Linked DNA regions of Mus musculus: regions 2, 3, 4 and 5 are each linked to region 1. The links are chromatin loops, found by intact Hi-C in ENCODE. Cell type or tissue: left cerebral cortex. All regions are shown on one strand. Region 1 overlaps Zfp606 (zinc finger protein 606). Region 2 has its middle 9.3 kb from the start of Gm30645. Region 3 holds the start of Zfp128 (zinc finger protein 128). Region 4 overlaps Zscan22 (zinc finger and SCAN domain containing 22). Region 5 holds the start of Zscan18 (zinc finger and SCAN domain containing 18).

What was found. A loop is a pair of places that touch in the nucleus more often than their neighbours do. Peaks named below come from ENCODE experiments on the same cell type or tissue, not always from the same donor. Only the 100,000 strongest peaks of a DNase experiment are listed, where the experiment ranks them.
Region 2: it touches region 1 in a loop (4-fold over the local background); 2 of 42 quality-filtered maps call a loop at or near these places.
Region 3: it touches region 1 in a loop (2.4-fold over the local background); 8 of 42 quality-filtered maps call a loop at or near these places.
Region 4: a loop joins it to region 1, with 7 times the contacts of the local background. A loop is called at or near these places in 3 of 42 quality-filtered maps.
Region 5: it touches region 1 in a loop (2.1-fold over the local background); 9 of 42 quality-filtered maps call a loop at or near these places.

What each region holds. Positions count from the first base shown.
Region 1 is chr7:12,483,196-12,488,195 of GRCm38, reverse strand. All of the region lies in intron 4 of Zfp606 (zinc finger protein 606), which reads right to left. Among named protein-coding and RNA genes, the nearest start is that of Zfp606, 7.4 kb to the right of the region's middle. In left cerebral cortex, a CTCF peak has its summit at 2,061 (motif pointing left); DNase peaks (open chromatin) are centred at 1,281, 1,997 and 4,185.
Region 2 is chr7:10,478,068-10,483,067 of GRCm38, reverse strand. No RefSeq gene overlaps it. Among named protein-coding and RNA genes, the nearest start is that of Gm30645, 9.3 kb to the right of the region's middle. In left cerebral cortex, no CTCF peak of the experiment used is centred here; DNase peaks (open chromatin) are centred at 212 and 2,043; H3K4me3 peaks cover 634 bases; H3K27ac peaks cover 231 bases.
Region 3 is chr7:12,878,408-12,883,407 of GRCm38, reverse strand. It overlaps Zfp128 (zinc finger protein 128), which reads right to left and starts at 2,230. Exons shown (of 4, transcript NM_153802.4): 1 at 2,048-2,230. The coding sequence starts at 2,113. In left cerebral cortex, a CTCF peak has its summit at 2,189; DNase peaks (open chromatin) are centred at 2,292, 2,753 and 3,206; H3K4me3 peaks cover 1,821 bases; H3K27ac peaks cover 808 bases.
Region 4 is chr7:12,906,824-12,911,823 of GRCm38, reverse strand. Zscan22 (zinc finger and SCAN domain containing 22) reads right to left here. Exons shown (of 3, transcript NM_001290436.1): 3 at 2,741-5,000. The coding sequence ends at 4,503. Among named protein-coding and RNA genes, the nearest start is that of Zscan22, 12 kb to the right of the region's middle. In left cerebral cortex, CTCF peaks have their summits at 74 and 2,220 (motif pointing left); DNase peaks (open chromatin) are centred at 1,363, 2,207 and 3,847; H3K4me3 peaks cover 1,130 bases; H3K27ac peaks cover 1,157 bases.
Region 5 is chr7:12,777,014-12,782,013 of GRCm38, reverse strand. It overlaps Zscan18 (zinc finger and SCAN domain containing 18), which reads left to right and starts at 1,342. Exons shown (of 7, transcript NM_001017955.3): 1 at 1,342-1,442. In left cerebral cortex, no CTCF peak of the experiment used is centred here; DNase peaks (open chromatin) are centred at 1,307, 1,778 and 2,654; H3K4me3 peaks cover 1,561 bases; H3K27ac peaks cover 428 bases.

The DNA of each region.
Region 1 (5,000 bases):
GACAAACCTGCTGGGCTCATATGTGTATCACGAATGCACCAGATGCACTCTTGGGGTCCTCTGACTCCCCTCCACAGCTTCTGGCTTTTTTCTCACCTCCCATACCACTTTTCCCACAGCCCTCCTTTGTGTCTGTTTATCACATCTTATCAACAACCTGTCAACTAGCCCTCACTACCTAGTATTCAATATACATTTTTTTTTTTTTTACTCTGCCCAACAGAACTGGATTTACTCTACCTTCCGAAGATGATCTACTTTACACAAACCCCTGATTCTTTTGCAAAGACTGCCTTATAACCCCAAACTGAACCCTTGCAGACACCCTGACACATTCAGTCTCCCTGGAGCCCATCACTGCTGCTGACCTATCCTGAAGCATCTGGGGAGAATGCACATGCACTGATGAATCTTATTTTCAGCAAGGTCTCACCCTGCTGCTTTGAGACTATTAAGCTGGGATGTGGATATCCGCCTTCGCCTTTTCCACACAAAGCACCTAAAAGTGTTGAACATACTATACTCTCTTCATAAAATACTCTCCAACATTGGTGACAAAGTCAATTCCCTACTTTTCTTGTTGAAGTTTGACCCAGACCTGCTTCCTTCAAATTTCCTGTTGTTTCTACAACTTGACAGAGAATTGTAAAAATGTAAGCACAATGAATTTTCTTAGGCAAGCTGAGAGGCCATGCTTACCACCCTGGAGTTTCTAGTCCTTGTTTCTTTCTCTTTATCTCATCCTCCATAACTCTCGAATTTCTAGCAACCACCTTTTCCACATGCTTCCTATGTCCTGTGCACACACACACACACACACACACACACACACAAATGACCATATATATGAAGATATCAGTTATTCTCTTGCAAGTTAAGATGATTATTGATGTTATTAAGTGTATCTTTGTTTATGGTTGGTGGCTTTTGCATCTTTTATGATACCCTGTGTTATTGGTGTTCAAGAGAGTCTCTCTGTGTATCCTTGGTTGTCTTGGAACTCACTCTATAGACCAGGCTGGCTTCAAACTCAAGAGATCTGCCTGCCTCTGCCTCTCAAGCGGTGGGATTAAAGGTGTATACCATCACCACCCAGTTCTATATTATTTCTTAAAGTAGTTCTATCCTTTATATTCTTTTTGGACTCTTCTGCTGAATATTGGTTTTCTTAGATAACTAACACTGTCTGATTATCCCCCTTGTGTGTCATAGTCTTGGCAGAGATAGGAGCCCAGGAATCTATTTCCAGTACAGAATTCTTTCCATCCACTCCCTCACTGAACTAATTTTTGTCCTGTAGCATCCTGTTCTGATTTGCATTGAAACCTCTCCAGACAGAGAGTTGGCTGAATCTACTATCTGGGAGTTAAGGAGCACAAGGTAAAGAGAAAGAAACAGATGGTAAAAAATACATAAAAATACATACTAGCAATCAAATACATTCAAACTAAAGTAATGTATTTACAAGCACCTTTCTGACCTCACAACTAAAAACAACACCACCACCTGATGTTAAGTGTGAGCAAAGATGTAAGAAAATGGGTATTTTCTCTCAGAACGGAGGTGGCTGCAGTTATAGGAGACCAGCATGGAGATACTAGCAGCAGCAGCAACAACAACAACAACAACAACACTCCCTAAATCCCAAGACCCAGTAAAATTCTGCTTCTAGGGTCATACATAAGCAAGCAGTTAAACATATACAACGTGAGATAACAGAACACTGGCACAGCTTTGGCTGAAATGGCAGTGAGAACAGCAGTAGAAGATTTAGAAGCCCATCCATAAAAGGATGGGTAGAATGGAATTTGGTGAAGGGTAGTTCCTGGGAGTAAGAAAGAACAAACCTGACCTGTTTATTTCTACCAATGAGAAAATACCTCAAACTTTATCAAAGTAGGCTTTTAAAAAACTACACACAGAGCTGAAGAGATGGCTCCAGGGTAAAGAGCATTGATTGCTGTTGCACAGTACTGGTTTTAATTCCCAACACCCACATGGCAGGCAGCTCACAACCAGCAGTAACTCCAGTCTTAGGTAATCCACTGCCCTCTTCTGGATTCCACAGGCATTGTATGCACTCGGGGCATAGACAAACATGCAGGTACAACACCCATTACACATAAACAAAACCAAAAACCTTCAAAGCTAGTTGTAGATTTGTGAAAGAGATTGTATTGCCTAAAGTTCTACATATAAAAATGGACTCTGTATACAAGGAATCCATTCATGTTCACTTTCTCCAACAGATTGAAGACTAAGTAAAGACTGAAAAATAAAGCAAATATGGTAAAACAATTAACTACAGGATTTGTCAGGGAAGGTCTCCCTCCCTCTGTGGTTTGTTTCTTGAGACAGGGTCTCTATATGCATCCCTGCCTAGCCTAGAGCTTGATATACAAATCAGGCTGGCCTGGAACATAGATGTCTGAATGTCTCTGCCTCTCTAGTCCTGTTATTTAAGGCATATGCCGTCACACCTGGCTACAGTAGCTGTTTATTCAGAGATAGGGTTTAATTACTCTTTATACTTTGTTGTAATTACAGAGCTTGCCAAAAAATATCCAGAATTTTAAAAAGAAATATCAAACTAGGCCTGTAAAGACAGTTAGTCCTCCAGGTGAATATACCATGTTGGGGCCACAAAATCAAAGGAGGCCTCATCTCAGGGATAAAGGCCCATTAAATACCTTTAGTCTGCAAATAAAAATGAAAAACCCAGCAGCTGAAAGTGATAGTGGATGGCAGTAGGCAGCAGTTTCTGCGGAGGACATCCTCATCACCAAGAGCAGGGAAGAAATAAAGGGTTCCGAGTTACCTGAGGTACTGGGGTGAGACTGCAGAGCACAGGTAATGCTCACAAGCCGGGCCTGTATCTTCCAGTCATATGGTGGAATGACTTGCGGAAATGTTTCAAATTCTTGCAAATGTCCTTGTATATATATTACTTTGTATGTATGTTGTGCCTTTCTTTACCTAGGCATTCCTGGGATGTTTGCAAACTAGCCACACTTAAACCATGGGGCCTAAGGCTGATGAACTACATCTTAGCTGTCTGCTTCATAAAGCTGCTAACTGTCTCAACTCCCCAAGTTTCCTCCTTCATGGAACCTATGGCATTCATAAGTTTTTTCATTATTAATTCTATATATATGTTTTGGGTGCTATATTTTTAATTTATATTAGTGCCTGTGTGGGTATATGCCATGGGACACTTGTGAAGTCAGCTCTCTTCATCCACCAAGGACTGTTAGTTGGCAAGCATACTGCCTGCTGGCCCATCTTACTAGTCAGTCTTTTCTGTTTGTTGTTGTTGCTAGGGGCTAATATTTATTTTTTTATTTATGCATGTGTGTCTGTGTAAATGTATGGCACTGTGTGAAGGTGCCAGTCAAATCCAGAGCAGGGTATCAGATCCTCTGGAGCTAGAGTCACATGTAGTTGTGAACCACCTATCATGGATGCTGGGAACCAAACTCAGGTCCTCTGAACAATAAGTGCTCTCAAGCACAGAGCCATCTCTCCAGTCCCCAGCTTGCTTATTTATATTTATTTATTTACTTCAAGGACAGGACCTCAAACTCATGGTTCTCCTGCCTTAGCCTCCAAAGTGCTAAGACTATAAGCATGTCCTATCATACCTGGCTAGTATTAGCATTTCAACACAAGATCTTCGTAGAAAACAGTCTTTGCACATAATGGATAACGAGTGCACTCATGTTAGCCAAGCCTCTCAACTGTCATGTAGAAAGCCTTGGTGGATCATTATAGAGAGCATTTGCGGATTTGGTAAGCTCCCTGGTTATTTTTTTAAGCAAACTGGGATATTATCACTAAAACTGTTTTCACTATTCTATGAAAGAACAGGATCTAGGGTTCTACTAGATAAAATTTTACTGACACATTTCCAAGATACAGCTGAGATGGCAGCTTTTGATGTTTCCACCAGGTGAATGCTTTATTTCAGTAATTAACTTGGAGAGAGCCATACAGGAACAACAGGCTCATTGTGTACCTCACAATCCTGCTTAATTGGGAAGTTCTAGCTGGCTGTGGTGACGAATGCCTTGGACCCAGGACCGGGGAGGCAGAGGGAAGTAGAGTAGATCTCTTCTGAGTTCCATGCCAACGCAATAGCAAGTTCCAGGCTAAGGAGGATCTTAAGAAACCAATACAAGAACAGTTCAAAATTAAAGTCCAAGTTTCCAACAGGGAAAATTCCAAAGTAGTGATCTGGGAAGAGAGCCAGGACTGCGTTCTCAGAAATCACAACTCTTCAGACATTACAAAGTGTTGTTATTTAACTGTTTTATTTTTCTCAGCAATAACTAGTCATTTTCAGAATCGCTCACATAGGTTAACCATAGAGTACAGCATAGCGGTTAGTCAGGCTTCTTCACAGCATTGGATCCTAGCTAACTTGTACTCTCCCGAGACTGACTCGTGACCCGCTAGTCTTCCTAGCCTACCTTTACTGCTGATGGTTTTGTCACAGGATGTGGAAATGATGTTCATATTGTGACAGCAGTGAGCCTTGGCCACTCAAGTTCTGAAGCCAGATAACCATCACCCTGTATCCCTCCATCCAGGCCCTTCTGCTTCCCAGGGACAGTGGGACTGCCATGTGATGACAGCACACTTTCAATGCAGTTCACCTGTCAGCTTTGAAACTGTAGGAGGAGGTTTTATTATTATTTTTTTAATGTGAGGGAAGGCATAAAGTTAAATAGAGATGCTACTTTAAAACATTTATCTTGGTATTTCACATTATCTTACTTTATCGTTTCATTATTTTAAGTTACAAGTAAAAGACCTAAATATTCAAACTACTTTTTCCTTTTCATAGTAGAGAGTAAGCAGAATAAATTAAAATTTTATTCATTTTTTAAAAAAAAATTTCCATTTGGAAACATTAAGATTTACAAAACTGGAAAGAGAGAATGGGGGGCGGGGGGTGTGGCTAACTGAGCCTGAGTCATGAAAAGAAACTCTGTATCAGT
Region 2 (5,000 bases), 2.0 Mb after region 1:
GTAGAATAGTGAATATCAGGTTTTCAGGAGGAACAGGGTGTTAGAGGGAGATTGGAAGATGCTCAGAAGTATAGCTTATGAACCAATGAGTTTCATTGAGTTATTCTAGGAACTAGGTGAGAGGTTAGAAGAGCACAGTTGACTCAAAGACAGCTGCATTTCCAAGATCCTTCCAATCACAGCTGCATTGCCAAGATCCCTCCAATCAATCACAGCTGCATTGCCAAGATACATCCAATCATGGGTGATGACTCACAAAAGCTTCATCACTGTAGGTCCTGATACAGCTTGCAGGAAGCTCACATAGCTAAAGAGTCTCCTATAACCAGCAATTGTTTACTGTTTATACAAGCTTTCACAGAGAATTTATGAATCTTCTCATTTTCTGAGCTTTGAAAATTTTATTAGCTTTTCAAATCTTATGAAGCTTCTCTCCCTCTCCTCCCTCCAAACTGGAATGTTCTGATTCAAAGGGGGCAGCTATGAAACAGACTCTTACTATGAAACCCAGACTGGCCTTGATTCTCCTGTTGAAACACCCCAAATTGCTGTTATAGCTGTGTATCACCATGCCCAGCTTATCCTCTCTCATCCCTGTTGTAGCTAACATGTTGCAGCATTCCAGCATACCATACAATATTGAGTTTATCATATGTCTTCCTTTTTTGAGTAGAAGTTATTTTGTGACATGTGTCTTTGTCCATTATTTCCAAATTCATTCCACCCACATACAATAATTTCTGAAATTCAGTAGGTATATAAAAATATTTGTTGGGTGCGTAAAAAGAAACAACTCACAATAGTCTAGAAACCCTATGTATATTTACCATTTTGCCAACATTCAATATTTTCAAGAATTATTCCAATTGGTAATATTACTCATCATTATTTAATTTTAATTGAGGGATACAAAATTTTGCTATGTACCCCGTGATGAGAGAGTTCCCTATCCTCCCTTTTCAGTGTGTGCCACACATTCACTCAGTTTTCAAGAATACAAAGAAGTTACATTTTAGGCCTAAGCTCTGAATTGGTCAAAGTTCTAGCACCCCTCTCCTCAGCTTGAGCACATCATAGACTTTAGTATCTTCTTAAGTTATTCCCATGCCTTAGTTCTTTCTACCTGTCATTTTTTTTTCAGGAATATGCATATTCATGTGAAGACAATGGGTTATGGTTAACATTTAGTTTTCTGAACAATTCAAATTTCCACCTACACCACAAAGCATTTGAAATTTCCATTCTAATGTTGTTCTTGTAATATGATAGGTGAAATGAGGTAAGCTATTTTAAGTTGGCATTTCCCCATTCTGATGTTATCTTTGCACACAGGCTATCAGGAGGACGATACTAACCCTTTATCTTTGCATATGGGACACTTAGAATAGTTCTCATTTTTAAATAGAGAATGGCATATTCCTAAACGGAAATAGATTTATCTCAGTTTGAGGGCTAGTGCCTTATGGATAAGACTATTACTCCCCCTCCCCACGTTGGATACCATACAGAAAGGTGCTTCCATCGACCACCTGCTTTCAGAATATTCTGACATTCTTCTCATTGGCCTTCTCCCCCTTTCCCCGCCTTGCTGGGAATTTATTTCTGAGGAGGTGCCCCATGTTAGTCCACCGGGGAACTCAAATATCTCTCCAAAACATCTCTCCAAAAACCATTCTTCTACTTTATGGCTTGGGAAACTTTTCACCTTTGAAGCTTGGACAATTGACTTAGAGTTTTATATTTTACTTATTTTAAAAATGAATAACATAAGAGTGGTAAATAAATACACAGTGATTTTGGTGTGGTGTGTTCGTTAGAGGAATATCTGATGTAATTTGTCTCAACATTTTCACTCCCTATTCTTTGGACTTTCTCAAAGGAAGAAGATGCCACTCTTCGCAGCGAGATTCTGGGAGCTTTACTAGAACCTTCAGCCATGTATTCATTGCTAAGGCTCCTACTGGTTCCAAAGTGAGCACCCCAGTGTCGCACTCTCTCTGAAGAAACTACATTGCCCAGAATCCAGCGCGCACTATGGGGATTATTTCCGTTTAGGCCGGACTTCCGACATCTTCCTCCGCGAGTCACGCATCTTAGGGTTCTATAGATTAAGGTTAGGTACAGGTTCGAGTTATCATTGCAGGAAGTAGCAAAAGGAGATTTTTTTTTTTTTGCCACTGCAGGGGGTATTGGGCGATGGCGGTGCCAGGAGGTCCTGTTTCTAAGGCCAGGTGACAGCGGTCTCCACTCTTCCTACATTATTATGACTCTCAGTCAGGGGATAGCCATGGCCCTGAGCCCAGCAGAGGTGGGTCCTGGGTCCTAAGTTTTCAAACCTTCACCTGTTATACTCAATCAACGCAATACATCCGCCAGTGGCTGCTGTGCAGAACAGCTTTTAAGATAGCTTTGCGGGTGGGAGAACTGATATGTTAGAATGTAAGACAATGTGATGGCAAAACAAAACAGGACAGGGTCAGAGGCTTGGCAAGTGCATTGAACAGTTGAAAAATGTGTCTGCTCTGCCTCAAACTCCCGCCCTATGTAGGTCCCAGAGATTGTAGCAGTCATTCTTTTCACAAGTTCTAATCCTAAGAGCACCCTCATCGGGGAGCCAAGAAGCATTTTAAATGATGGAAAGAAATCACCTTAAAAGGGTTTTAAAACACATTCCAGTGTTCACTCAGTAAACAATCAAATGTGGGATTGGTATGATAAGGGCCAAAGCAGGGACTCGGGCTAGGAAGATATTACAACTGACTCAGAAGAAACTGCCCAGGGTCAGTAGGAGCTTGGAATGTATTCTGGATAGTCATTAAATTCTAGAGATAAGTTTGGAGATGAAACCATCGATTTCTTACTCTATCAAGTGGGGTTGTGAAAGTAGGGAGTTGAGAAAGTGCTGTCCCACTACTCCTTACCCCATTTGGTAAGTGTTGTGTTTTATAAAAAGATAAGGAAGAAGGAATATGGTTGCTGGAGCTGCTGTATGGTGTGGGGAAAGGGGGTGCCTCTTGCAGCCCATGCAGAGACATCCCTTCCCCCTGAGGTACCAGCCACATGATGGTATAGTATAGAATAGGGGCATAGGGAAGGAAATTGAGTGAGTGGAGACAGAGAAAGGCAGAGGGGGAGAGGGAGGAAGGGATGAAGGGAGGGAGAGAGAGAGAGAGAGAGAGGGAGAGGGAGAGGGAGAGGGAGAGGGAGAGAGAGAGAGGAGAGACTGACCACAAGCATGTGGAGAGAGACAGGGGAGGGGAATGGGGAGAGAGAGGGAAGAGGGTAAGGGAGCAGGAGCAAGAGGAGAAGAGAGCAAGAGAGTGAGGAGGGGGCAAGCAGCCCCTTTTATAGTGAGTCGGGAACACTGGCTGTTGCCAGGTAACTATGGGGCAGAGCCTAGACAAAATACCAATAGTAAGCATCTGAAAGGTTGAACATAATTTAGAGTGGTGAATATTTCTCAGAAACATTAACAATTGGTTTTGGACATGGTAAATCCAAGATGCCTCACAGTGCAACAGGCAGGAATGTTTGGTAAGCATTCTAGTACAGCATCCAGGGGAAAGAGTTTCTGGAGACCTCACAGGTGAGGCATGAGACATGGAAATGTGACTGAGGTTGAGAGTTATTATGGGTCTTGTTTTATGATGTGTTTGAGATGAGGAATAAGATAGTTTTCTATTTGTTTGGGGATCATGTAACCTAGTCTATGAATGAACATAGGTGTTACTGTTGGATGAAGTGGGAGTTTCTTGATGGTGTCCAAACATTCTACTCTTGTGCGATTATGCAATCTGTGCTTTATATTTACCAACTCCTAGATGGAGGAATTATCCTAGATCTGAGGGATGGCACTCCTCCTTCTCCTCCTCCTCTTTTAAAACTAACAGGGTTGCATGGTCTTTTCTTACTATAACTAGACCACTACCTCACACAGGTTCTCTGCATGCCAAGTCTCAGATGTAATGAATTTTCTTCTCCATTTCCTTTATTCCCTGATTCTTACTGCCTGGAGACATGCCAAGGTATGTTTGGGGATCTCAGGTCTTCAAGTCATCACTGTAAATGCTTTCTCTCTGATGACATGACTTTGTCCACAGTCAGGATACTTCATGGCTCCATGTTCTGTAACGTTTGTCTGACATCCTCCTGGGTCGGCAAATATGTCAGTCATCATAGTCATTGTTTATGGAATTCTCTGGACCATCCTTGCAAGACAGGCTTTATTTTATTCTATTTTCCTTCCGGTTTTCTGTGAGTACGCTTTTATACTTACCTAGATTTTCTTTTTTTTTTTTTTTTTTCATTTATTTATTTATTTATTACGTATTTTCCTCAATTACATTTCCAATGCTATCCCAAAAGTCCCCCATACCCTCCCCCCCCACTCCCCTACCCACCCACTCCCATTTTTTTTGGCCCTGGCGTTCCCCTGTACTGGGGCATATAAAGTTTGCAAGTCCAATGGGCCTCTCTTTCCAGTGATGGCCGACTAGGCCATCTTTTTTTTTTTTTTTTTTTTCTTTTTTTTTTTTTTTTCCATTTTTTATTAGGTATTTCGCTCATTTACATTTGCAATGCTATACCAAAAGTCCCCCATAGCCACCCACCCCCTCTCCCCTACCCACCCACTCCCCTTTTATGGCCCTGGCGTTCCCCTGTACTGGGGCATATAAAGTTTGCGTGTCCAATGGGCCTCTCTTTCCAGTGATGGCCGACTAGGCCATCTTTTGATGCATATGCAGCTAGAGTCAAGAGCTCCGGGGTACTGGTTAGTTCATAATGTTGTTCCACCTATAGGGTTGCAGATCCCTTTAGCTTCTTTGGTACTTTCTCTAGCTCCTTCATTGGGGGCCATGTGATCCATCCAATAGCCGACTGTGAGCATCCACTTCTATGTTTGCTAGGCCCAGGCATACTCTGACAAGAGACAGCTATATCAGGGTCCTTTCAGCATAATCTTGCTAGTGTATGCAATGGTGTCAGCATTTGGAAGCTGA
Region 3 (5,000 bases), 400 kb before region 1:
GATCACTCTCCCAAAGATATCCAGGTACCTGCTCCTGAAACTTATGAATATTACAATAGTAACATAGACTTTGCCGATATGATAAAGACGACAAAACAGGCACATGTCCTGAGTTATCTGGGTGGCCTCTAAATGCAACCACACATTTAGGAGATAGGCGTGAGACTTGAGAAGTTGGAAAGTAATGTGATCACCTAAGCGAGATGCTACATTGCTGCTCTAAGGCTAGATAAAAGGCCACAAGGCAAGGAGTGCCGGGGCTACAGCTCTTATAGTTGGAAAAGCAGAGAACATCCCCTAGAACTTGGTGGAAGTATGGCTCTGCTTAGTTTAGTGGTGCTCATTTCTGACTTCTCATCTCTAGACTGTGTCCCCCCCACCCTCCCCGCACCTTTTTTTTTTTTTTTAATTCTGAGAGAGGGTCCAGCCTGGCTTTGAATTTATCATCTTCCTGCCTCAGTCACTCATGTTGCTGGATTATATGCATGCGTCACCACTCTTGGCTTACAATGTACATTGTCTTTTGCCACACATTTTGTAAATACTTGCTACAGCAACCACAAGAAACTAATGTACTAGACCTCTAGGGTCTCCTTATTTGGTCCTTGCTCCTGTGGAGGCTAGTCTCCAAAATGGCCCCTTAGTAACCCCCCCTCCCCTCCCCACCCCCGATCTGCATGCAACCATGCTGACTTCTATAACTGATAGGATACTGTGGAAATGACAGCATAAAGTCTGAGCTGAGGTCACAGGTGACAACACAGCTTCTACCTTGCCATCTTCTGGATCACACCACTCTATAGGAAACTTCACTTTACACAGTGAGACCTAAGTGCTTCATAGCAAGGCCTACAAGGAGAAACACTGAGTTCTCCTGCCAACAGCATGTGAATGAACTATCTTGACAGTGGGTCTTCTAGGCTCTGATAAGTCTCAAGTAATAACTGTTGGACTGTCATTTTGAATATAACTTTAAGAGCCTAGGGTAGATCCATAAACTAAGTCACTCTTGATTTCCTACCCCATCAGAAACCATGAAGTAGTGTTTATTTCAGGTCTCACTACGTTTTGTGTGTACTACCTGAAACACGACAACAGATTGATTAAACACACCTCTTTTCCCGCCCGTCTCATCGCTTACTCCTTGACAAACTGTCAGCCTCATGACGGTTACCTGAGACTTGACTGGGGCTGGCGAATCCACCTTCACTATGGCTCATTCATATAGCTGTTGATAGGCCTCAGTTCTCAGTTCTACACTCTGGTCACATTTCATGAAAAACTGAGATGACATGAATCTGATCATTTGCAATCTAAGACTATCATAAGCTTACTTTTCACACCAAATGTAATTAACGCAAATTTCCCCCAAGCAAACCAAATACCCACCTCCTGACCTCCAGAGCATAATTTCAAAGTTGCAGAACTTATGTATGAAATGGTCTTGGCTTCTGCTAGGTGAACTACGGTGAACAGAATAAGCAATTTGTCTACAAGTGCAGACTTTGATGATCAGGAGCTAGACAAACACTGATAGCCACACCTACCAGTTTTCCCAAGGCCCAGAAGGGCGTGACCCTTACTAGTTACTTCTGTTTTCCTAACTTGGTACCTCTGCCCCGTGAAGTTATGCCTTACTTGCAAAATAGGGGTCATGGTGCGGAGGTTCCCTTAAAAGTCGGTTGATTCTGCGCCTTAGGACATGTTTTGAGGACCGTACCCGCAATGTGGTTGCTCTGTAATGCTAGCCAGTCACCTGTCATCTCCGAGAACCGTCTTTCGGGATAAATGGGAGGGCGTTGGCCAGAGTGGGATCGAACCCCTGAGCAGAGCCTGTCAGTCCTCAGGGAAATGACCACCCTCCTCCCCTCCACCCCATGGCACGCAGACAGGAGGCTGAAGCATGCACACAGAGGGAACTAGATTTGGACCCAGGCTCGGAGGCTGAGCCACAGCGCTTGTTTCTCTTGTGGAAAAAGCGCCGCGGGTTACAGGTCACTCTGTCGGGGACAGCAGGACTCGGAGTCCAATCTGTCCTTTTTGTTACCTGAAGTTGTGTTGCTTGCGGCCGCGAGGCCATTGCCACTGTTGCTGCTTTGTCCTGGTGGTCCATTCCAGGCCAACAGGTTAGCCACAGACGTCCAAGGACACCCTAATTTTAAACTCAGCCCCGTCCTGGGGACCACCCGACTGGCCTCCCGCTGGACAATGGCGGCAGCGCCAGGGACACTGAGACTACAATTCCCAGAAGGCCACGCGCCGAGACGCAGCACTTAACCAATGGAAGCTAGCGCCAGCCCAACGTTGACCAATCGGGGAAGGCCTGGCCTCTGGTCTAAGGGAGTGCAACCACTCACAGGTCTTGTTTAAGGATCAGGTCTGGGTACCAGCAGAGGTCAGCTTACATTCCGTTACCTGCGGGTGCGGGCATCACTTGGGCTTCGAGTTGCCTGGAAAATAATCCTCCCGCCCTGACGGCTGAGTTCAGGGCATATATGCATCTGCACCGTGAGTTGGGCGCGCAGCGGCAAGGTCTTGGTGTTAGAATTGGTCAATCTGACCTGCTGCTGGAATTTTTTGTTTTGTTGGTTTTTTTGTTTTGTTTTGTTTTTTGGTTTTTTGGTTTTTCGAGACAGGGTTTCTTCTCTGTATAGCCCTGGCTGTCCTGGAACTCACTTTGTAGACCAGACTGGCCTCGAACTCAGAAATCTGCCTGCCTCTGCCTCCTGAGTGCTGGGATTAAAGGCGTGCACCACCACACCCGGCTGCCCGGCAGGCAGATTTCTGATTCCTGCCCAGTCTGGTGTACAGAGTGAGTTCCAGGACAGCCAGGGCTACAAAACCCTGCCTTGAAAAGGGAAAGAAAGAAGGAAAGAGAGAAAGAGGAAAAGAGAGAAAGGAAGGAAAGAAGGAAGGAAAGAAGGAAGGAAACAATGGGCTTTTGCTAGTTTTCACTAGGTTGATGATGTAATAGAAAAAGACCAAAAATACACTATACCCTTAAAGAGACAGAGACTATCAGGTGTAGAACAGCAGGCTCTGCCCTTCCTCCACTATCCCCACTCCCCAGTACTGGATATTGAACCTAGGTCTTTATGCAAGAGTGGTAAGTGCTCTAATACAGAGCTGCAGTCCAGCAAACAGCAGGTCCTTTTATTCTCATCCTCCCTTCTCTGTCTCTCCCTCCTTTCAGCCTAGTAGTTTCCTTTGTTCTCTCCTGGCATCTTCCTCACCAGTCTGACAATGACAGTAGTGTCATAACTGGTGCTCTGGGTCTGGGCTGGGCATTTCTAGGTTCTTGGCCTCTTTTCCAAAGAATTGAATTTAAGAGCTTACAGAAAAAAAGTAAGATAATGTTATTTGAGTAAAAGTGAAATTACATATTATGTAGGTATGCTATTAAAGATTGACAATGAGTTATGGGAGTGAAGATTCTCAGTGTCCAGATTATTGCTCAGGGCTTCCTTTTATAGGGTTCAGGAGAAGGGGGTGCTGATTACTAGATATGTAGTTTGGGTGGTTCTCTACTCTGATTGATAGAGTAAGTCATATATTCGTTTTCTCTACTGTGCATGTCCTTTTTATAATGCATCTGATTTTAAACATAAGTGTGCCCTTATGTATCAGCATAAGGTAAATAGGAGGGTCTCCCTAAAAGTAACAGAGGGCACAGTTTTCCTTTCTTGTGTATGCATCTGAAACTAGGTCAGGCCAGATCAGCTTTTCCATTCTTCATACACAGACAATGCTGAGAATATACTTGAATGGAAACTGTCTAATTTGAACATTGCCAAGGACGGGAAAACTTATACTACTGTTCAGAGATGGAAGTATGGGTAGCCTGATATAGCTAGAAGTTCTGAGGTTACTAGAGGCATTGTTTGGAGAGGTGTGTGTGTGTGTGTATAGTATGTGACACTGAAGGCTCCCAAGTGTGTTACTGCAAGAGGACTGTGTCTTCATAATCTCAAATCAAATAGGGGATGGGGGTCTTAGTGTACTAAACTATCTCCTATGCTCACCTGCCTCAGTTTCAAGCAGTGCAGTGGGTTTGAATGAGATATTTCCCTGTAGTCTCAGGCATTAGAACAGTTGGGGATGATGCTCTTTGGGGTGCAACCATGCTGGAGGAAGTATGACACTGGGACCTGCCGGAATCCTTGCAGTCACCAGAGCCAGCAAAGTAATGATCCACAGGAGGCTAAAGGGTAGCTCAGGCACAACAGGACTAAGTAGTTAGTGTTGGTTCAAACTTTGGAAGTCTGACCCCAAATAGTTTATTTTAGGCATATTTAAGCACAGCACAATTTGGTGAAAACTTTGATGGTGATAAACCTGATCAGGCAGGTTGGGTTTGATGGAGCCACCAGTGTAGAGTTGCTACAGCACCAGTAAAACATGGTGATTGTTAGAAATTGGCTAACAGCCACTCAAGCTATTGGCAGCTTCTCTCAAGTTGTAGCAGCCACTGTAGAAGCTATTCAAAAACCTTTTCAAAAAGGGTCTTATTTTGAATTGGGAAATAAAAGACATTTGAAAAATGAATGCAAAAGTATTCTAGTAATCCTGCCTCTTACCTTTGTCTATGATGTTAAAAAAAAAAAAAAGGAAAACATTAGGCTAAGGAAAGTTGATCCAAATTTGGCAAGTCTTGCGTGCACCTGACTGGCCAGGAAGAACGATGCTGCAACAGGATCCTTCCACACACGTTTATTGGGAGAGCTTGATTGCAGAGTCGAAGTGACCCCAAGCCCAGAACTGGCGCTGCTTATATAGGCCTAGGAGAGGCGTTCTCTCTCACCTGATTGGTTAACTTGTCTCTCATCTGATAGGTTAACTTGTCTCTCATCTGATTGGTTAACTTGTCTCTCATCTGATTGGTTAACTTGTCTCTCATCTGATTGGTTAACTTTGGTTAATTCTCAAAACCTCATCTTGGCAAAAGAACCTTTACTGCCTATGTATGTGTGGTGGCCAGCAGTAGCCAACTGCCACTCTGC
Region 4 (5,000 bases), 420 kb before region 1:
GAAAAGTTATTTATTTAATGCATGAGTGCTCTGTTGCATATACCTCAGCCTGCCTGAAGAGGCATCAGATCCCCCTATAGATGGTTGTGAGCCACCATGTGGTTGCTGGGAATTGAACTCATGACTTCTGGAAGAGCAGCCAGTGCTCTTAGCCATTAAGCCATCTCACCAGCCCTTATTTTATTTTATTTTAAGTTGGTGTGTATTTTTCTTGAATGTATGGATACCATATGCCTGCTTGATGCTCATAGAGGTATCATAAGTTGATAATGGATTCCTGTAACTGGAGTTATGAATGGTTGTGATCCACCATGAAGGTGTTGGAAAACATACCCATGCCCTCTGGAAAAGCAGCCAGTGCTTTTAACCACTGAGCCATCTCTTTAGGCCCAGCTCTCAATATTCTTAGCCAGTCTGGGCTATATGAGATCTTGTTTCAAAACAACAAAATCAGATGAAGGTAAAAATTATAGGATAGATGGAGGATGTTATGAAAACCAACAAAAGGCAGTTGGCTTGACCAGGTCATTCTATCCAAGACCAGGAGAATAGGTTTCACACCACGGGGCGAGGGTTGGTTCTTCTTCATGCAGGATGCACATATAGTTACCGAGTGAACTTTGATACTCAGTGGTCAATTCCACTTCTAGAGCCAGGATTTCACTAGCCTGGAGGGTGGCACACTCACTGGGACATTTTAGGGCTTTTCAATAGTCTTTCAACATGGGCTGGAGTGATGGCTCAGTGATTAAGAGCACTGACTGCTTTCAATTCTCAGCAACCACAAAGTGGCTCACAACCATCTGTAGTGGGATCTGATGCCCTCTTCTGGTGTGTCTGAAGACAGTGCAATGTACTCACACACATAAAATAAATAATTTTTTTTTTTTTTTTGAGTTTTTCGAGACAGGGTTTCTCTGTGTAGCCCTGGCTGTCCTGGAACTCACTCTGTAGACCAGGCTGGCCTCGAAATCAGAAATCCACCTGCCTCTGCCTCCCAAGTGCTCAAGTGCTGGGATTAAAGGAATGTGCCACCACTGCCTGGCAAAATAAATAAATCTTAAAAAAGAAAAAAAAAGTCTTTCAACGTTAACTTGAGCTTGGTGGGAGAGTGGTAGACCGTTTCTGCGGTTACTATCTCCTTACTAAGGAAGGTTAATAGCCCACTGGGGAGTGGGGGTGGGAGGTGCGTCTAACTCTGTTGCCATAACACAGGAGGGATGTAATAGTACTACGTTTCCCACGAGGCCTTGCGCTGTGCCCCTACCCCGCTTTTGGTCCCGTCCCAACACTTAAGAGACGGAGGGGAAAAGGATGTGTCCGCTTCTGGTTTCGAGCTGGAAGCCACCGATGAGAACGAGACATTCTGCCTAGTCCTGCAGCTCTGGTCTCCAAGACGGAGTCCTTCAGGCCCTTAATGGTGCTGCCATTCCTTCCCGGACCGTAAGATTAGGGAAGAGATAAGAAACAGCACACTTCCGGTTCCTGCCTTTCCCTACAGTTCTGCAGCGTTTTCTCTTTGCCTATCTAGTTCCGTGCAGATCTGACGCCTTCCTGGATCCTATAGTGGCTGGGAGACTGAAACTCATGAAGGGAGCCCAACCTATTACCAGTCATGGTAGTCTAAGGCTCTTAGAGCCGAGCACACTTCTTGGCGTACGCCGGGACATTACCCACTTTCCAGGCCTTTGTAACTTGCTGTTTCCCTTTCCAGTCGGCTTAAGGCATTTTCTGTCTGCTTCAATGTCCTCACCTCAAAGAGGCTGGAGGAACCTATTGCCTCCCTCCCTGAAAGTTCTAGAGCTAGTCTCAGGAACATGTCCTTCAGGTCATTTCTTTCTTAAATGTTTCTTGGCTGCTTTTCCCATAAGGGTAGCGTCTGACACTGTAGCTCCAAGTGTCCATTGAGAGACAATGAAGACACACACACATGTGCAGAAGGGACTCGCGCCTGCACAAAAAGGACAGCCGTATCCTGTCCTACATAGCCCCCATAGCCAGCCTAGGCTGAAGCTTGGGAACAGTCAGTAGGGGTGAAGATGGCCCGTGACCAGACAGGTGGGGTAGCCTTGGACTAGGCAATTTTGTGTAAACCACCAACCTATTGTGGTGCTTCTGCTCTACAGATAGACTCAAGGGCTTGATAGCAGGTTTCCTTCCGTGCTTGCCTGCAGCTAATTTTCAAGCCCTGTGTAAAAACAGCTACAGACCAGCGCCCCCTAGTGTTATCACCCTTTGTGAAAAGTTGGGTCTTCACCTTACTGCTAGAGCTCCTGTAGGTCTAAATGTATGGATTCCTCAGCCCACAGGGGCAGGTGGCATTGTATGGAACAGGCAATCTTAGGTATTGAGATTTCTCAGTCCTCCAATGTAGCCTGTGTTACAGCTCTTGGTGCTGGGTCTGACAGCCTTGGAACTAAAGGCTTCATAGCTGTTATAGAGATCAGAGCCCAGTAGGTGCCAGTGAGTCTGGCTTGACCTTCTGTGAAAAGGAGATCCGTGAGTCTGAACTTTGTGTTTACACATTGTTTCCAAACTGCCTCATGGCACAGCTGCACCACAGATACAGGAATCTGCAGCCCTACAAACTGGGGAAGGTTCTTAGTCCTATCTAAATACTCTTCATCTGGCACCTCTGGAACAGCCCTATGTTTGGCCTGCCTGCAATGTGAACCTTTGCTTGGAGGACTCCCTCCACTGGCAACACAGAAGGAAATGCAGATGTTGGAGAAGCCCAATTGGTATGCAGTCCCTGCCCATGTGGTAGGATTTTATTACTTTTTATTGAAATATTCCAATCTGCAGTTATCCTGGGGGTGGGAGTGGGGTCTGTTTGTGTAGTCAATGAGGTGAAGCCACAAGAGGAGACATGGAAGGCTCAGGAAAACAAAATGTATTAAGCTAATGGATGTAAATATAGTAGCTCACGTATATTCATGACTGAAAAGAAAACCTTGTGAAGTCAGGAGGCCCAGGAGCCAGGGGATTGTCTTTCTGAGGGAAAGGAAAGCAAAGTTAACAGGTTGAGTTTAGGACTGGCAGAGTGCTGGCATCCTCTAAATCCGTGGTACCCAGGGCTACAGGCCCTGAGGCAAGGAAGGCTCAGTATAGCAATGTTTTGTTTTGACCACTGAAGCTGGACTTACATGGGCACAGGGGCTCTTCCATAAATGTCTCTATGAAGGAAACGTGGGGTGGAGGACAGTGACTACCTAAGGGAGGTATTGGTCACACTCACCCTAGAGATATTGGGAAGGGTTAGCTGTGCACTGTGTCCACAGCATAAGATACTTTGGGAGCATTGGCCTATGCATTGTTTAAGAAGTGTAAGCACAATGACATGGTAAAGAGGTTTAAGATAGTTAATAATGGGGTACCCCAGAAGCAAGAGTGTGTCAGGCAAAATAAGGCCAGGTCAAAGTGTTTAGGGAAGCTTTTCAAGGACATCTGAGACATCATAGAGGAAAGAAGGCACACAGGTGGGGGATGTATGGCTGACATGTGGAAGGTGAAGGCTACAAGGAGTGGAAGAGGCAAGAGGAAGCCAGGTCTGGAGCAAACATAAGACAACAGACAAGGAGTGTAGTTTGCCCAACAGGCAGACCAGTACTTTGAAATCACTTTCACACACTGTGCTCAAAGACAGATGACAACATTCCTTTGACAACATTTCAGGATACCTAGAGTAATTGCTTGGACCAAAATGACATATATCCTGACATGCTTGTTTGTTGAAGAGGTGACTCACTGACAACATATTGTGTCATGGAATGATTCACTGTGATCTGGGTAGCAGAAAGAGATGCGCCAGGAAGAAAGTGGGTGGGGATGGAATGAAGGCAGGAAGAGGTGAGAAAGGAGAGCCCTGATAAAAATCCAGTGGGAGGCCCAAGGTGAGCTCACAGGAGGTGATACTGCAGGAGGGGCTAGATTAGAGATGAGCCTGCGGTGAATCCACAGGGCTGGAGCCTGAGATGTGGAAGGAAGACGTGGGAGGAGAAGACAGACACTGTGGATTAAAGCAGGGAGAACATGAGAGGGATAGCATGGAGAGGCAGCCTCCCAAGTCTGTCTTGGAGTTAGGCATAAAGTAATATTGTGGGGAAGCAGGTACGAAGGCACAGAGTGGGCCATTCTAGGCTGACCAGCAAGGAACCGGCAAGAACAGTAACTATGTGAGAACCTGAAGCTTGGGGTCTTCCTGCCTCGAGGATCTTGGGGCATCTGAGCCTGGAAAGACACCTGGCTTTACTTGCTCTGGTTCCAAGAAATAATGCAGATCATCAGTTTAGTATCTTCTCTCTGGGACCAGCCTGAGTGGGATACAGAGGGCAGTAGGAAGCTTCTAGAAGCTTCACCAATTGGTCTGAATCCGTGTTCATTAGGGGATTTCCTCTGGGACCTCAAATGTAGAGGTGTTCCCAGATAACCCCTTAGACACTGGGTAGCACAATTATCAGATTTCTTAGATGTCAATCCTCTCAGGGAGGCTGTGCTGTACTCTAAGGGGTGCTTCGAGTCACGGTGATATGGATCTTTAGGTGCACCATGAGAGCTGAGCTGCGGCTAAAAGCTTTCCCACAGTCACTGCATTTATAAGGCTTTTCACCTGTGTGAGTGCGCTGGTGCTCAATGAGGGAGGAGCTTTGTGCGAAGGCCTTCGGGCAGTCCTTACATTGATAAGGCTTCTCTCCAGAGTGGACTCTCAGGTGCCGGACCAGAGCTGAACAGTCACTGAAGGCTTTCCCACACACATCACACCTGTAGGGCTTCTCCCCGGTGTGGATGCGCTGGTGCTGTGTCAGGTGGGTGCTCTGGCTGAAGGCTTTGCCGCAAGTATCACACTCGTAGGGCCGCTCGCCTGTGTGTACTCGCTGGTGCTGCGTGAGGTGGGTGCTGCGGCTGAAGGTTTTACCACATTCCTCACATTTATAAGGCTTCTCCCCAGTATGAATCCTCAGGTGCTGTGTCAGGTGGGCAACGCGACTGAAGGCTTTACC
Region 5 (5,000 bases), 290 kb before region 1:
CCATTAGGGAAATGGAACTAAACTACAATATGATAAGTATACTCAGGACAGCCAAAAGACTGATAACCACCCAAACTGGCAAGACTGTGGAAAAATGGACTCATACATACACTGGTGGTTAAGTGTAAAACGGCACAGCTCTAGAAAAGGGCATGGCAGTTTTCCATTGGTTTAGTTTTTCACATTAAGCTCATGCTTACTATATGACATAGCAACTGTGTCGTGAGTAATGTTCACACAAAAACGTGAACATGAATTTTCATAGCATTTATTAAATATCAAAAAATTGGAAGCAAGCCTACAGCCTAACTGGTGAATGTTTAAACTTGTATATTACTAAACTTTAAGCAGTAACAAGGAACAAACTCACACATACTAATGGATTCCAAAGGAATTACATACAGCGAAAGACATCTCAAAAGGCACTGTACTATAAGATTATATTTATATGAAATCCATAGGAACGAATCTGCACTGGGGGCCCACACAACAGAGGTCAGAGGTGGTGGTGATGTGATTGTTAAAAAGGAGTAGTGAAACCATCTTGATCGTGGTATTAGTTAAAATTATCAGAACAGAATAAAGTGTTTTTTGTGTGTGTAAATAAGGAATAAAAACGTTTTCGGTGGTAAGCAGTTCAGCTACACATTTTAAAAACCATGTCAGACGAACAAACTGGCTTTCAGAAGCTCTGCTGTGGAAAGCAGCTTCCTTCCCATCTCTGCAGGAGCAGCCTCCTCTTCTTCCTTTTTGTCTTGTTGCTCAATCAAATCTACCAAAAATCTGGTGAGGTGTTTGAATTCAGTTTACTCTCTGAAACCTTAACTGTTTTCAGCCAGTCTGTTCAGTGCCTTCCTCCCAGTCTCTCCCTCTCTGAAGCCTTGCCTCAGGGTTGTGGGGTTTTTAGCTCTGTCTGCCCACAGTAGGTCTGCGCACTTGTTTCTTGACTGTTCATGGTCTTGAGTCTTCATTTGTGCAGGATCCCCATTTTAAGTCTCCATCTCCTCAGTTTCTCTGTCTCATCTCTGGACTTGTAGACTAGATCTTTACTGTCTTTGGGTCTCAAGGTGCCTGAGAGTTTTTGTTTCTTAAGCCTGTGTATTTCAGTCTTTGTCTCCGCCTCTCAGGTTCTGGTGGTCCTAGGTTCCTTTTTGGGGGTGGGTGGGGGTGGGGGGGGTGGGAATGTACGATTGTTTACTCCGTTGCCATGGCATCGGAAGTGACGCGGGCGCACGTGGAGGCGAAGCGGAGACAGCCTTTTCTGATTGACTGGCGGTGCGGTCACAGCAGCTTCGCCCCGCCCAGGTCTGGCGAACGGCCCCGCGGCACGCTGGGGGTCGCAGTTTACGGCGCTGCAGGCCGCGCACGCGTATTGCAGCGGGCCGCCATCGGCGCTCGGTGTTCGAGACTGCGCAAGTGAGAGGGGCATCGCTGCGCAGCAGGTGGGTCGGGCCGCCTGGCAGCCTTCTACGCGGGGCCGTAGGTGTTTGGCTGGTGTACAGGGTCGGGCGGAGGGATGGACCTGCCTAGTGTGGGTTGAGCCAGGAGCAGAGACCCTGGGGAGGGGGGGTGTCCCACCGTGGCAGTGTCGCCGCAGGTGCTATGCCGCGGAGGGGAGCTAAAAGCTCTTGCGTGGGGATGTGGCCTTGGGATGTGGCCTTGGCTGCGTTTGAATTTGAGGCTGAGAGAGCAGGACTGAGCAGGCTTTTGGGTGGGGGTGTGGCCCAAGAGCGCTGTAGGCGACTGTAGCAATGCCAGCGTGTAGAGCGGGCACCGTGTGAGTGAGGCGTGGGATGAGGCAGGATTGGGGGTGTGGCTCTAACGTGTGGAGTGGGAAGTACCACGTGTTCCCGGGATTGTGGCTCGGTAACGCAGTACGTTAGTATTGTGTCGGAAAGAGGTATCTGGAGGACAGGTGGGATGTGCGAGGGTCTTGGGTTGTGGTTTCCAGGTGTGCAACGGACAGGGGGCGAGGTTAAGAGATCCTGACTGGGTGAAGGCCCAGTGCTACTGCTTCTTAGATGCAGTTTGGGGTAGAGTCCACCGGACCCTTCAGGGTGGGAGAATGCTGCTGAGGAAGAGAGGAGGGCATTAGGTGAAGGTGGGTGCAGGGTTTGGTAGGGATGGGAAGTCCACAGAGGGGAAAGATGAGCGTATAAAGGCCAAGGAGGGTTTGGGGACCCCTGTCTTTGTGTCCTGGAGAGGCAGGGTTGAGGGTATCCGTAGATCCATGGGGGTGGGAGAGTAGGAAAGTGGGGGAGGTTTCTAGGAGAGATTCCACTGGACTGAGGGGTAACACGGGGCTTTAGAATGCAGGGGTCCATTCTGTTATGGGGGTAGAGAACACTTTTGGGCTTCTGTGTAGGGACCCCTTTCACGGAAGAGGCGTGAAAATGGTGTTTTAGGTGCTGTCCTGACCGAGAGGGCTTGGAGAGGAGCAAAGGACATTAGTTTTCCCAGTACTACTCTATGAGGGGCAGGTAAGAGGTGTTGTGGACCACTGCGGGCTGGCTTTCCAAGGTCGTAGAAGTCCTTCCTACTGTTTGTGCAGAGTTGGTTAGTGTTGTCCCATTTCCTTGCCTTTTCTTTTTTCCTCCTCCACTGCTTCCATGCTCAGCCCTCCCCTCCCTTATGTTGCTTTGTATCTCAGCCAGCCTCTCAGAGTCCACAGTGAATGTTACAAGATCTTCCTTCCACATTCTGGCAGTATCCTGTGGAGGTTTTCTCTCCTGCTCTGGAGCCAGAATAAGGCCCAATATCGAAGTGAGCCTTTGTTTATCTTGATGTTTGGGTCTGTGAATTTGAGTTTGTCTGTTTGTTTGTTTGTTTTTGGCAACCCTGGTCAGTTTGTTTAGGACATCTGTTCGACTTCGACTCTGTGTCGCGTCATATGAGAATATAGGGCATATTCTTGGCAGAGATTACAGAAAGCAACTCTTTTAATAATGATCCATTGTGTGTGCTTTTGCATTCTTTTAAAGGTCATTTGTATTTTTTTGTAATTTATGTTAATATCTGTGAGTACAGGGGAGACTGAGTGATTAATTTCTGACGTCCCAGTGAGATTAGTGTTCATCATCATCAGATCCTAGTGGTTAGAAAAGGTTTACAGGGCCTGAGAAGGTGGACTTGTTTTCTGCTAAGGCAAGAGCTGCAATGAGGATTTTTTTTTGGATTCTCCTAGCTCAGCTGTCCACCCATCCACTTCTCTCAGTTTCAGTATTCAGGCCTAGAATGTAGCCCTTAATACTTGCTTGACCCATACTTCTTTGTCTCCTGAAATCTGCAGGCTGGAGTCCAGGAAAACCCATCCAAGGGAAGTTTTGGGCAGCCATGAAATGGTGGGGTCATTCTGCATCGTGGTGTGCCACAATCTCTGTCTTATTTGTACTGGGAGTGTGACTTCATTCAGGCTATTTGGTCTCCCTAGGTCTTCTTTCTGCCTAGTAAGTCCCTGTAGCAGTGTAACCAGGTCTAGGGCCAGGTAGAACAAGTAAAGCATGCTTAGGAGTAGAGCTCATTTGAGATTCTCAAGGTGGTCTTATTCCCCTGGTCCTGACACCCAGAGGTTTATTTTGAAGGGGGGGGGGTCTGGCTGTTCAGGTTGCCTCCTCTTGCCATAGGAGTTTTCTTTTTAGGTAAAGGAAATGGGGGCACATGGTTCTTTCCTATTCCTAGGGGCTGACAGGGTCCTCCACTGATTAGGCTATTGGCTTATGTGTGCTTCTACTTAGTCCTTGGGCCCCATACCTCTTCTGTGTTCAGAGCAGAGCAGGGCAGGTAGAGGAGGAGATGGATCCCAAACAGTTGACTGAGGGCTGCTGTGCCACCTGAAAAGAAGCAGAGGTGATGGTGATGTGATGACCCCAGTGGTGAAGTGGATGTGGGGAGGAGCAGTTAGGGACTCTAGGCAGGGAGAACTTCATGAGGAATTTGGAGCAAGAAGGATGGAGCAGCTATGTCAGTTTGTAGGTAGAACCTGAGCCCAGCACGCACTGTGAATGTTCTCCCGACCTACACCTTGGGTTTATTCTTTGTACATGTAGAGGCTTGTGAGACTGCGAAGATGACATGAGCCCCCAAGAAGGCCTGGTTTGATAAACCTGTGTGTGTGGACATCTTAGCAAGTTTACAGTTAACTTTGTGCCCACATAACTATTCATTTGTTACATAGAGTTCTGTATCCAGAGTTCTGGTGGCTGTGTTGTCTCACTGAGGGTGACATTACACTGCATATCAAAAGATGCTCCAGGAGAATCAGAGGTAGAATGTGGGTAAAGAAAAGAGCCTAGAGTGGAGGCTGGCGGAAAGGCAGTAGCATAGAAACATGTTAGGACTCTGGCTGCCTTGCTATAGGACAAAGGTGAGTAGTCTCCATCAAGACAACCTCAAGGGCTTAAAATGTTATCTGAGGCTTTATATTGCCTTTGTTCTAGGAGCATGAATGAGGGAATGCATTTTTAAACTTGAGGTAGTGAAGGAAACCCAAAGTAAGACAGATCTTGGAAACTGGAAATTTGTTTTTAAAAAGAAGAATCAAGAGAACATGAAGTGGTTGAAACACAGGTTTAAAACAATAATGTTAGGAAGTTGAAGATAGGGACAGAGGATGACACGATGGAGCCAGGTAGAGCTCTTACCTGACAGCTATAAGGAAAGCAGGCAGTTTACCTACCCTCAGAGATAAAGAGATCATAAGAAAATGCTAAGTGCTAGTGGGTGGTCTAAGGATCCTCAGTGCAGATGCTGGGGCAAAAAGGAATGAATACTGCCATTGTAGGTGGTAGGGGTGAGGCTGTCCCTGTAGCTAGGTTATTCTATTCTTTCATTTATTCTTCACATAGGTCCTAAATGACCCCAGATAGATGGGTATGAGATTCCATATTGGCCATTAGACATACATAGGATGCCCTTTAATAAAGACATACATTTCATAAAAGGCATAGTGAACAAATACTGAAGCCAGAGCTGCTGGGCCTATAGTGACCTGTCTATAAATA